2 separate regions of the Homo sapiens genome follow, and region 1 is linked to region 2. The links are chromatin loops, found by intact Hi-C in ENCODE. Cell type or tissue: HepG2. All regions are shown on one strand. Links, peaks and the distances in the headings refer to the core of each region. The heading gives the core; the rest is flanking DNA.

Region 1 (5,384 bases), core at 283-5,282, 440 kb after region 2:
CATCAATATCATCATCAAAACCAATTTCTGTTATGTACTAGGTGTTCAGTAAATATTTGTTGGTGAAGAAATAATTATCTCAAGAGGACTGTATATATTTTAGGGCAGAGAGTGTGCCTTATGATCTTTTAATCTCAGTCTATCACAGTGCCACACAGAGTTAGGTTTTTTAAGTGTTTACTCTTGATGAAAATTGCTACCATTTATTGAGAAGTTACCATAGGTTAGATGATTAAGTGTTTCATATGTTTTATCTAATCTAATAACCAAAACCACTGTTAGTTATAGGAACTATTCTTCCCATTTTCCAAATTAGGTAATAGTAATGCAGAGATATTAAGTAAATTAACCTAAATTATGTAATCTGTAAATAATGGTATCAAGATTCTAACCCAAGCCTGTTTAAAACCTGTGCTTTTGTTTTGTCAACTAGTGAACTAGTTTTCTTTGGAACTGTTGTAATTCACTGATGTTTGCTGAGCACGCCTCATTTTAAGCTGCATTTTTTTTTTAACCAGCATTATGAGAATGTTTATTTTGACAAATAAAATGCAGTACAATGAATTTCACCAGAAAAGTTTTAAAAAGTAGGTACAAATAAATATGTTTACAAATTATTATAGAAACAATACAAAAGAAGACTAAAATTCTCAGTAAGGAAAAACCAAAATGTGCCCAATCATATAAAGGCTCTTCCTTTGCAAGAAATGGGGATAAAGCTGAAGACCCAGTTTGGTTTTGCTGCTGAAAAATGTACAGAATACTTAGAAAAACCAGTTGCGGTCAAACGTTGTAAGCCCACTACCCGTACCTGCCTATTTTTGATCTGAGAAAAGTTGATGACCACAGTGCAAGATAGAGCTGAAGACAGGACAGCCAGGCATTCTCCATCCAAAGTCCATCACCCTACATTAATCTTTAAGTAAAATCAGAAGAAAAGCAAGTCCTTAGTGAGGTCTGAACTCTGCAGCCGGGTGACTGGATCTCCTCCATTGTAGTGCTCAAAATCGTTTATTTTTTGGCCAGCAGAACAACTTTATAGATCAACTGCCTTTAGCAAATGCCAGCTGCCTCACAGCCTTCACGAGCAGGGTCTGACACTGACCAACAGTCCTATCAGAAACTCAAGGTCTGTGTGATGTGGCAACTGTCGGCTATACCTGGAAAGCCCTTGAGAACATGAGAGGTAAAGGAAAGCACCAGGGTTTGCCCATTACTACATGTAATATGGAGATAAGGTCAGGGAAAGAGGAGATGATTATGAAGCAAAACCAATTCACCTACTGCACAATTTGACTTATATCTGGTTCTGGTTGGTCATACAAGGTGGGTGGTGGGGTATGGGGCACATAACTACATCCTGCAGAAGAGTTTGACCCTAATGTGTGCTCTATTTATACTACTTGTGCACTTCTTTCTTTTAGCCAAGACCTACCTGAAATGGGATTTGTACATGCAGATATGGAGAAAGACACAGAAATTAAAGCTAGAAGAAAGAAGAAGGAAAACCAACTCAACAAGCTAAAAGTAAAGGCATTTATCTAATATGAACCTTGACTTCATCTCACTGGAATCTAAATCCTTACATGAGATTTTCTATTTACAGTTGATAGCTTAGCACACAAGAGCTGAGCATTATTAAACTGAAATGAATGTCCTATATAGCTGTATAGACTCCAGTTCCAGAAATAATCAGAATAGTTTATAGGGGTTGTTAATAACAGGCCATAACCAAGGAATACTATTAAGCAAAATGATACCTTTCTGGAATTTTGAAAGATTTGGGACAAGAAATACCTTCTTCAAAAGCTGTGTAAAGTTATGCAAAAAAAAAAAAAAAAAAAAAAAAAAAAACCTGATTGTAGAGAAATTGTTGTGGTCAGTGGACGATTGAATACATAGTGGTAGAAAATATTTTATTCCTGATAATTATTCCAAAAAAATATAAGTTTACCAGTGTAGATAAAATCTTTCAATAGCTCAAAAGTTTCTACAGCTCTCTGTAATGCAAAATTGTCTACCAACAGGCAGAACCAGCACAGTCTGACTGACACACAGCACTATAAACTGGTAATCTGATTAGAAGAATAGTAGTTCTGAATTAATTAACCCTTAAGTGATATTTTTTAAATTAGATTTTCAGTTTCCGGGTCTTTTAGTTGTCTTCATGATTATGGACTTCGACCGCCACCCAGTGGAGAAATGCATACAGTTTGCAATTCTTCAAAATAGTAATGTTCTTTAAAGTCTCATTATTTAATGTATGACCTCATGAGCATCTGGATGAAATCTCATAATGGGAAAATTACATTTTTTTTTCATTTTTTCCTGCAGCCTAGGAAGCCAGTAGGACACCGTTCGGGCACCCTGGAGGAAACTCCTCAGTGCACTTCTGCAGGCAGCCATATGGTTAGAATCAGCGGGTTCACCCAGTGCCAGCTTACAACGGGCGTGTATATGAATAGCATGCAAGCAATCAGACTAGCTATGGGTTTCATATACTCCCTCTGTATAGGGTGCTTTTTACACCTTATGGAAAAGGTAAGTTAGACAAGAGCTAATATTTTTCTCCCCAGTAAGGCAGCAGGACTGCCGTTAAAGTGATGTCAGAGTTTCCATTTCAGTTCCTTATTTTCAATGCTTTAGCCCTCTGCCGTAAACATTAACTCTATGAAAAAAAATACATACTCACTTATATTGCATCTCAGGCCAGGAGAACATTCTTCTTATTAAATAAATGGTCTTGAAAAGAAATTAGATTGAGCATCATAAAATTCTATTTTTAGGGGAGGTGGAACCAACACAAGGCAGAATGAGGGATTTTTTTGTAAACTGTAATGTGTTTTCTTTCAAATGTTTGGGAAGAAAACAACAAGAGGAGTCAGAATATAGAAAGTTTGCCCAACCTTGCCTAAAAGAGCCTATCTAGTTATTCTGATTATTATAACGCTACGCAAGGAGTTTATTCTGTAAAAATCAGGTCAAAGTGGCATTCCCCAATCCTGCCCTCCTAAATAACACAAACAGGTAATTTAGAAAATATTTCTGAGTAAACAAGCAAAAGCTCCCCTCACCTTGTCCAGTGGTACTCCAGCTCTCAGAGTCACGGCTCAGGCAGATTGAGGTTTCTGTGGTATGGCCTCTCCCCATGCAGTCAGTACCTGTTACCATGATAAAAAAGCATGTCAGTCTTCCTTGTGGTCTGAAAAGTTCCAGTTCTGAGTACTCAATTCATTTGGATAAAATAGATTTTTTTTAAGATTAAAAAAAACTCAGCTGTCTGATCAAGGCTATGTTTTTCTTTTGTATGATCTGCACTCCCTGTGTAAAAAGGAGTTGGTAGTAACCACAGATCTCTGCCTCTGAAGGTTAAAAGAAAAAGAAAAATAAAGAAAAGAAGGAGAAGGAAGACAATGACAGGAAGAGGAGGAAGATGAGAGAAGAAAGAAAGCAAGAAAAAGAGAAAAAAGAAAAAAATAAAGAAAAAGAAAGAAGGAAAGAAGGAAAGAAAGAAAAGAAAAGAAGAAAGAAAAAGAAAGAAAGAGAAAAAGAAAGAAAGAAAGAAAGGAAAAAATCTTAAGAATTTAATATTAGGTCAAAAAAATTGTGGTTTTGGCATAAAAACTGCCCTTTTAACTTCTGAAAACTTTTTTTTCTGGTTTGGAAAAGAAATAGAGCAGTTTTGTGATGAAAGGATTTATAGAGAAGGTTTTCTTGGTATTCTGGTTGGATTTATTTCAACTACTGTTTAGAAAGAGAATATTTGTTATGTGTTTAAGTTGTTTTATAGTGTTAGGATCATTCCATGAGAAGACTAAAGCGATTATAAGAATATTGTCTAACTTTCTGCCCATCTCCATCTCAATTTCACGAATACCAAAGTACCAGACACAAATTTAAATTTCCTGAATTGTGAAGAAGGATATTAGCCATGGTGTCATCTGTATTTTTTCCTTATGTCTCTGTATTTCCTTGTAACCACCATGAGGTTTATAGATGCTTTACATTTTTTAAAGTGTATTTTGTCTTTTTATATTATTTACTTCTCTCATCTTTCTAAGACATGAAGAACTACCTAATTTGGGGTCATAAGAATGAGGGCTATACAGGAAGACTAATTCAAGGCTTCAGATTCAGGGCAGGCAGTTTAGGACACAACACTTATTATCATCTCCCTGAACCTCAGACGTTATCAGTCTGCAAGAGAAATTTAATCCTGAACATAAATTGCATTTCCTAAAAAAACATAATCTTGCCTTAAGACACCAACCTCCCTGATTACAGGGAATGTCTGTGTTTACACATTTGTACAGAGCATGCTGACTGTATTAGTGTCCTAGGAAACAAACTGTGTGCTGCTCACAGACCTGCTGCAAGCACTAAGGAGAGAAAGAAAAAGAAATTTTGAAATCAGACCCCCGATCTCCAACTCCTTTCAAATTCTTGAAGCACATTAGCTTTACTACTGCATGATGTACACGGTAGTATTTCTTCTAATGAAATCTGACTAAAAGTTTAAATGAGTTTAATGCATGAAATGTATAAATAAAATGTGGCCTTGATTAAATTTAGACTTGATACATAACTTAAATGGGTAGCCCAAGAATAGCATTGGTATCATGTGTCTAGACCTTTTCAGGCTTTGCAAAAGTAGTTTGGATTTTATCAGTTAGTGCAGAACACTTTCTAACAGGAGCACAGTATATATAAAAAGCTGAAATATGCAAAAGTACTGTGGAGAAAAGTGAGCGTAATTGAAAAGAAGCGACTGAGAAAATAACATAAGATATTAAAAGGTGACCGCAGAGTGGAATTTTGAAGTGTTGATTTGCAAAGAGCAATTTACATAGGTAAAACATTCCATTTGCCGTTTCTTCTGGATTTATTTTCGTTTCATGACTTTGGAAAAATCTCTTAATTTCATGAAGCCTCAGTTTTCCCCAGTCGTGGATCCAGATGCCTTATTTGCCTACTTTCTAGTTTGTTGGAAGGATTAGAATGAGAAAACAAATACAAAAGGATTTGGATTCTGTAGAGTGCTTATAAATCTAAGGCATTATCATTATAATAATTTCAGCTATATATCTAATACACTGCTTTTCAGTGTATTGAAAATACACAGTTGGCTTTTTCCTTAAGGATTTATCCAAAAGTCTACAAGACCATATCCATTACTCATATAAAACTCTTTGACCACATGACACAGAAAAGAGACTTTTTCAGAAACGAACTTTTCAGCTAGTGTGTTAGATATGTAACCCATTATTTGTAATAGGTAGGGCTAAAGCTATTAGACATATTAAATGGATTTTAAAAACAGCTCTTGGGAAACTACATAAATTAGTAGTAAAATGTACGGTCTTTGAAGTCAGCCATCCTCAGCT
Region 2 (5,384 bases), core at 128-5,127:
GTAATTAACCTGGAAAAATTGATGACTGACTTCTGTAGTCAAAGCATATTTTGCAACTTAAACCGTAATTACAAAATACGGTTTGCTTGGGACTTACATGTTAATGAGTTACTGTATTTAACTAACCATGCTCCACATTGCAGCCATTGCTGACTTCACCTATAATCTTGCTTCTCGTGTCTAGGAAAAAATGTAAATACTCACAAAATCACCACCCATTATGTGTAATGCTCAGGTAGTTTTCCTTATAGGTCTCCCTTTTGAATAAGACCAAAATAAAAGTATTACAGAAAAAAATGTTCCTGACAAATTTCTTCTTTCATGTTTCTTAGTTTTATAAATTAGTGTAATTATCTAATGTAATAAATGAGACAAATTCTTATTATAAGAAAACTTTCTCTTTTCTTTTTTAATATTACAAAGTCTAAGAAAATTTCCATAGCACCTGCAATACCTGAAACAGAGCAGATGTACTTGAGCTACCGTCTATCAGGAGCAAATTCAGTGAAACACTTTTTTTCTTTTTCTCAAGAAGATATTACATGTTAAATTTGGAATGTAATGGTTTTATATTATTCATACTCCTTGGGTTTATGATTCTTTTTAAATTTACTGTGCTTTCCCAGTGAATCTGATAAGTCTTATGGTTTTGAATCCTATCTATTTCCTAATAACCTCCAAGTTTGTATCTCTGACTACTCAAATTGTATATGCAATCACCTCATTAGCAGCCCTACTTGGAGTTTCATTAGGCAGACTTATTGTCTAAAGTAAAACTTTTGATTCCTCCAAACATCTTTCTAATAATCTTCTGCCCCTCTAGAGTTTTTCATTTCAATTATTAGAACCATGATTTACTGAGTTGCACAGATCTAAAAACTAGAATCCATTTACATTGTTTCTCTCTCCCCTCCACTTCCAAGCTAGCAAAACCCCCTGGGGTGCAGGTCTGTTCCAAAATATATTTCAAATCTAACTACTTTTCCTTATGTCATTTTTGCCACCTAAGTCCAAGCCACCACCATCTTTCTCCTGCGCTGCCATAATAACCATTTGAGTAGTCTCCCTACAACCTTGATCCCTTTCAGCTTTCAAAAACTCCAGAAAAGTTTTTAAAAATGTAAATCTATTCCTGTCATTCTCTGCTTAAAACATTCTAAAGGTTTCCTCTTGTCATGCCTGATGATGGCCTATGCTACCTGAGTGGGTTTTGTCTTCCTCTCTATCATCATATTCCACCATTCTCCCCTTCTGTTCCTATGTTTCAAGCACATTGGTCTTCTGGCTTTTGTGCAACATGCTAAGCTTTTTTGTTAAAGATCTGCAATGAAAACTGTGATTACTGTTCATCAAATATTCATTCCCTTACTCCTCCCAGAGTGGATGAAATATACTTCCTCACTCTTTGACTTTAACTTAGGAAATGAGACTTGCTTTGGCCAGTGGGATGTTAGTAGACATAAGAAAAAGACAGACTTGATTTGTGCTTGACACATAGGGCTTTCCCTTTCTCTCTTCTGCCATTGCCATGAGAAACTCTTTTCTTTTCTCAGATGATCCCAAAATGAGGAGGGACATATGGAGCAAAGCTGCCCCAGCTGACTTGCACACCTGCAATGTAAGGGAGAGATTCCCGAGCTTAAAGCAGGGTTACCCTAGCTGATTCAGAGACATGTGAACAGAGTTAAATAATTTGCTTTAAAGTAATTGACTTTTGGAGTCACTTGTTATACACCATTTTTGTGGCAATAGCTGACTGATACAACCATTTATTTTAAAACCTATTTCACCACTATCCCCATTCAATCTCTACAAGTCTTTATTTGTTCATTTATTTTTGTCTTTTGTTAATAAAAGCATGGATATTCTTGTCTTGTTTCCCTAAATTATCAGAACATAAATAATTCTCCTCATAGTAATCATTCGGTAAATATTGACAATATGCGTTAATGAATTAATCGAATTCCAAGAATCCCTCCCTGATGGTTTTAGAATAAGCTACCACTCCCTCACCTCTCACAAGGACATTTTTATTCTCCAATCTGTGAATAATAAAATCCAGGAAACCTCTTTCGGAGAAATTCCTAGCAAAATGAAATAGTATGAAAAAATGCTTCCTTTCAAAGATTCTTGAATATTGATTTAATTTCAGTTGGAATTTTCTAAGTTGTCCTTGAGGAAAACTGGGTGTACGGTGTTACAGAAGGCCCCAAATTTGGTGAGCCAATTTGTGCAGAAAGGATAAGTACCGGCAAGCTGTCAGACAGAGAAGACTATAGTCAACATTAGAGCATTCTGAGTCTAGAAGAAACAGCCACTGTAACCACTACTACAGATCTAGGAGTAATCTAAAGAATACTTTTCAAATTCATTATTGAAAACCTACTATATGCCAGGTTAATTTTATTTCATGTAACATAGCATACCGTGAAGCAGAGTTCACAGGATATTATTCCTATTGTGCAGGTTAAAAAAAATAAGAGATACAAAGAGTTTAACTAAGGACAATGGGACTTACTAAGTAGAGTATGGGTAGGACTGCAATGTTTTCATTCCAAAGCAACAGCTAATCTTTGTAACATTAATACCAGACCCAAGTAATAAGTCAAAGAAAATCTTGTATTAACATGCTGTATAAAATATTATGCCAAACAAAGTATAGGCTAATACTTTTAACTTGAATGTACATTTAGTGAAAAAATTAGGTGTGATTTTAATTCCAATTCATCAGTTTAACCATGTTTTTCCACCTTTTCAGACTTAGCTGTATTACACATATTAAACAAAAACACAGACCCTTGATCTCAGAATCCTTCTTCTAAACACAGAGATCATGAAGAACCTAAATGGGCTCTGAATGCAATGAGTTGTCGTGACTGGGTAGAAGACAGAAAGTATGCATAGAAGAATCAGAGAAAAAGTGGGGTTTTAGCCTGAGGGGAGTCAAAGCTTGGTGCCTGGGAAGGAGAATATTTCCCACTTTGTACTCTAGGTGGCGGCACTAGTATGTACAGAATGGAAATATCAAGCAAGAACTCACAGTACTAGACCATATTTTAATGTCATCATAATTCATTGACCCAGAAAACGTAAAACTGAAAATGGCTGTATGGAGCTAGTCTCATACTTTCATTTTTCAGAGAAAGAGACAGAAGTCCAGATATTCTAGATGGGTTACAAATTTCCTTCACCTTCCGACTCTTAATCACATAGGTCCTAACTGCTCTGAGTCTGACCTCACTTCTTTTCTCAGGGGAAGGATTGATTCTCCAACATCGGTCAAGCTACTTTGAGAAATAATTTATTCTCTGTGAGTTTCTGTATAGCATCCCCACAAGTTGGAACACATCAAAGGGATTAGTCACTTTGAAATAGGCTTTCTTTTTGGACAGCCTATTTTTTGTCTTTATTCAGCAGAATGTCTTGCTTTTGGCACAATCAATTCTGTTGCTATCGTCCAGTAAACACAAATCTTTTAGCTCCTAGATCATGGAATCTCTACTTGGATAAACTTTTGTTTTACTATGTAACATCATCACCTTTTTTCTAAGTCTCTCTGGCCCTAAAGTTGAATGGACATGGTCATATGTCAGATAACCATACTCAAATACCTACAAGGACCAGGCAGGTAACATATCCTATTTAGGTTCTGTTTAAGGGGATCATCTCTGTGCTCCTGAGCTTCAGATGATTTTTCTCCACAAGAAAGTACAAACTGGGGTGGAGGGGTGGGGCTGAGGCCAAGGTGGCCCACTAGAAACAGCGGCGTTGGGAGACTCCCATCTAAAAGAACCATAATAAGTGTGAGAATCCTTTACCGGCAACCAAGGTATCCAGGTTCTCTCATCAGAACTGACTAGGAGGCTGGCATGATCCACAGAGAGGAAGAACAGTGTGGTGCAGTGGCCCACCTGAGAGCCACATGGGGCAGGGGACCCCCTACCCCCAGCCAAGGGAGGCGGTGAGTGAGCATGCTACCCAGCTGGGGAAACTGTGCTTTTCCCATGGTACTGTGCAAACCATGGATTGGAAGATCCCACTCATGAACCCACACCACTGGGGCCTAGCGTCCCAACTCTGGAGCTGCGCAGATTCTCAACAGCCTCTCAGATGGAATCTGCTTAAGTCTACCAAGCTGCCAGCACCACAGCTGCAGCTGACTGCTGTCTAAGCCATTCGAGCTCCTTGGGGAAAGGGCAGCAGCCAGCACTGGGACTCACAACTGCCTAACGTGCTAAGCTCCCTGGGTGGGGGAAGGGCAGCATTCATCTCTATAGCTCCAGACTGCATTTTCCCCCTGCTGGAGTCCGGGAGGCTGGACCACTTGGTCCCAAGATGTGTCTCCCACAGCCCGACACTCTGACTGTGGCAGATGGCAGCCAGACTGCCTTTTCAGGCCTGACCCTGACTCATCCTTCCTCACTGCGTGGGGCTTCCCTGCAGGAACTCCAATAACTCCAGCCAGAGGCTCAGGGACAGAACCTGGATTTCCCTGGGCCTGAGCCCCTAGTGGGAGGGGTGGCTGCAGTCTCTATGGACCAGCAGACTTAGCCTTTCCTCCTGGTAGTTCTGAGGAATCTGGGCAGCCCAAACAAGTAGGTTTTCCCCCAGCGAAGCACACCCCTTCCACCAAGGGACAAAGTGGTTTACTAAATTGGTGTTGTTTCCCATGCCCCCAAACTGGGTGAGACCCTCCAACAGGGGTTGTCAGACACCCTATATAAGACCAACCCTACTGGCATCAACTTGATGCCCCTCAAGTTCAGAGATCCCAGAAGAAGGAGCAGGCACCCATCTTTGCTCTTCTCCCAACTCCTTCAGTGACATCTCTGGCATGGGGATGAACCAGATGAGTAGGGCCTGAAGTAAACCCCCAGCAAACTGCAGCAGCCCTACAGAAGAAGGACCTGACCATTGAAAGAAAAGCAAACAGAAAGTAAGAACAACAGCATCAACTACAACAAAAAAAGCCCCCACAAAAACCCCATCCAAGTGTCAGCAGCCTCAAAGATGGAAACTAGACAAACTCATAAAGATGAGAAAGAATCCACTAAAAAATGCTGAAAACCCAAAAAGCCAGAGTGCCTCTTCTCTTTCAAATGATCGTGACGTCTCACCAGCAAGGGTGCAAAACTGGACAAAAGATGAGATGGACAAATTGACCAAAGTAGGCTTCATAAGATGGGTAATAAAAAACTACACTAAGCTAAAGGAGCATGTTCTAACCCAAGGCAAAGAAGCTGAGAACCTTGATAAAAGGTTAGAGGAAATGCTAACTAGAATAACTAGTTTAGAAAGGAACATAAATGACCTGATGGAGCTGAAAAACACAGCATGAGAACTTCCTGAAGCATACACAAGTTTCAATAGCCAAACGGACCCAG

What was found. Hi-C counts contacts between places; a loop is a spot of excess contacts. Peaks named below come from ENCODE experiments on the same cell type or tissue, not always from the same donor. Only the 100,000 strongest peaks of a DNase experiment are listed, where the experiment ranks them.
Region 1: it touches region 2 in a loop (12-fold over the local background); 6 of 110 quality-filtered maps call a loop at or near these places.

What each region holds. Positions count from the first base shown.
Region 1 is chr12:85,421,895-85,427,278 of GRCh38, reverse strand. It overlaps LINC02820 (long intergenic non-protein coding RNA 2820), which reads right to left. Exons shown (of 5, transcript NR_183554.1): 4 at 3,075-3,161. Among named protein-coding and RNA genes, the nearest start is that of LINC02820, 110 kb to the right of the region's middle. RefSeq lists an enhancer at 2,479-2,568. In HepG2, for the core only: a CTCF peak has its summit at 2,197 (motif pointing left); a DNase peak (open chromatin) is centred at 2,188.
Region 2 is chr12:85,864,975-85,870,358 of GRCh38, reverse strand. No RefSeq gene overlaps it. Among named protein-coding and RNA genes, the nearest start is that of NTS, 6.6 kb to the left of the region's middle. RefSeq lists a silencer at 2,971-3,070. In HepG2, for the core only: a CTCF peak has its summit at 2,997 (motif pointing right); a DNase peak (open chromatin) is centred at 2,998.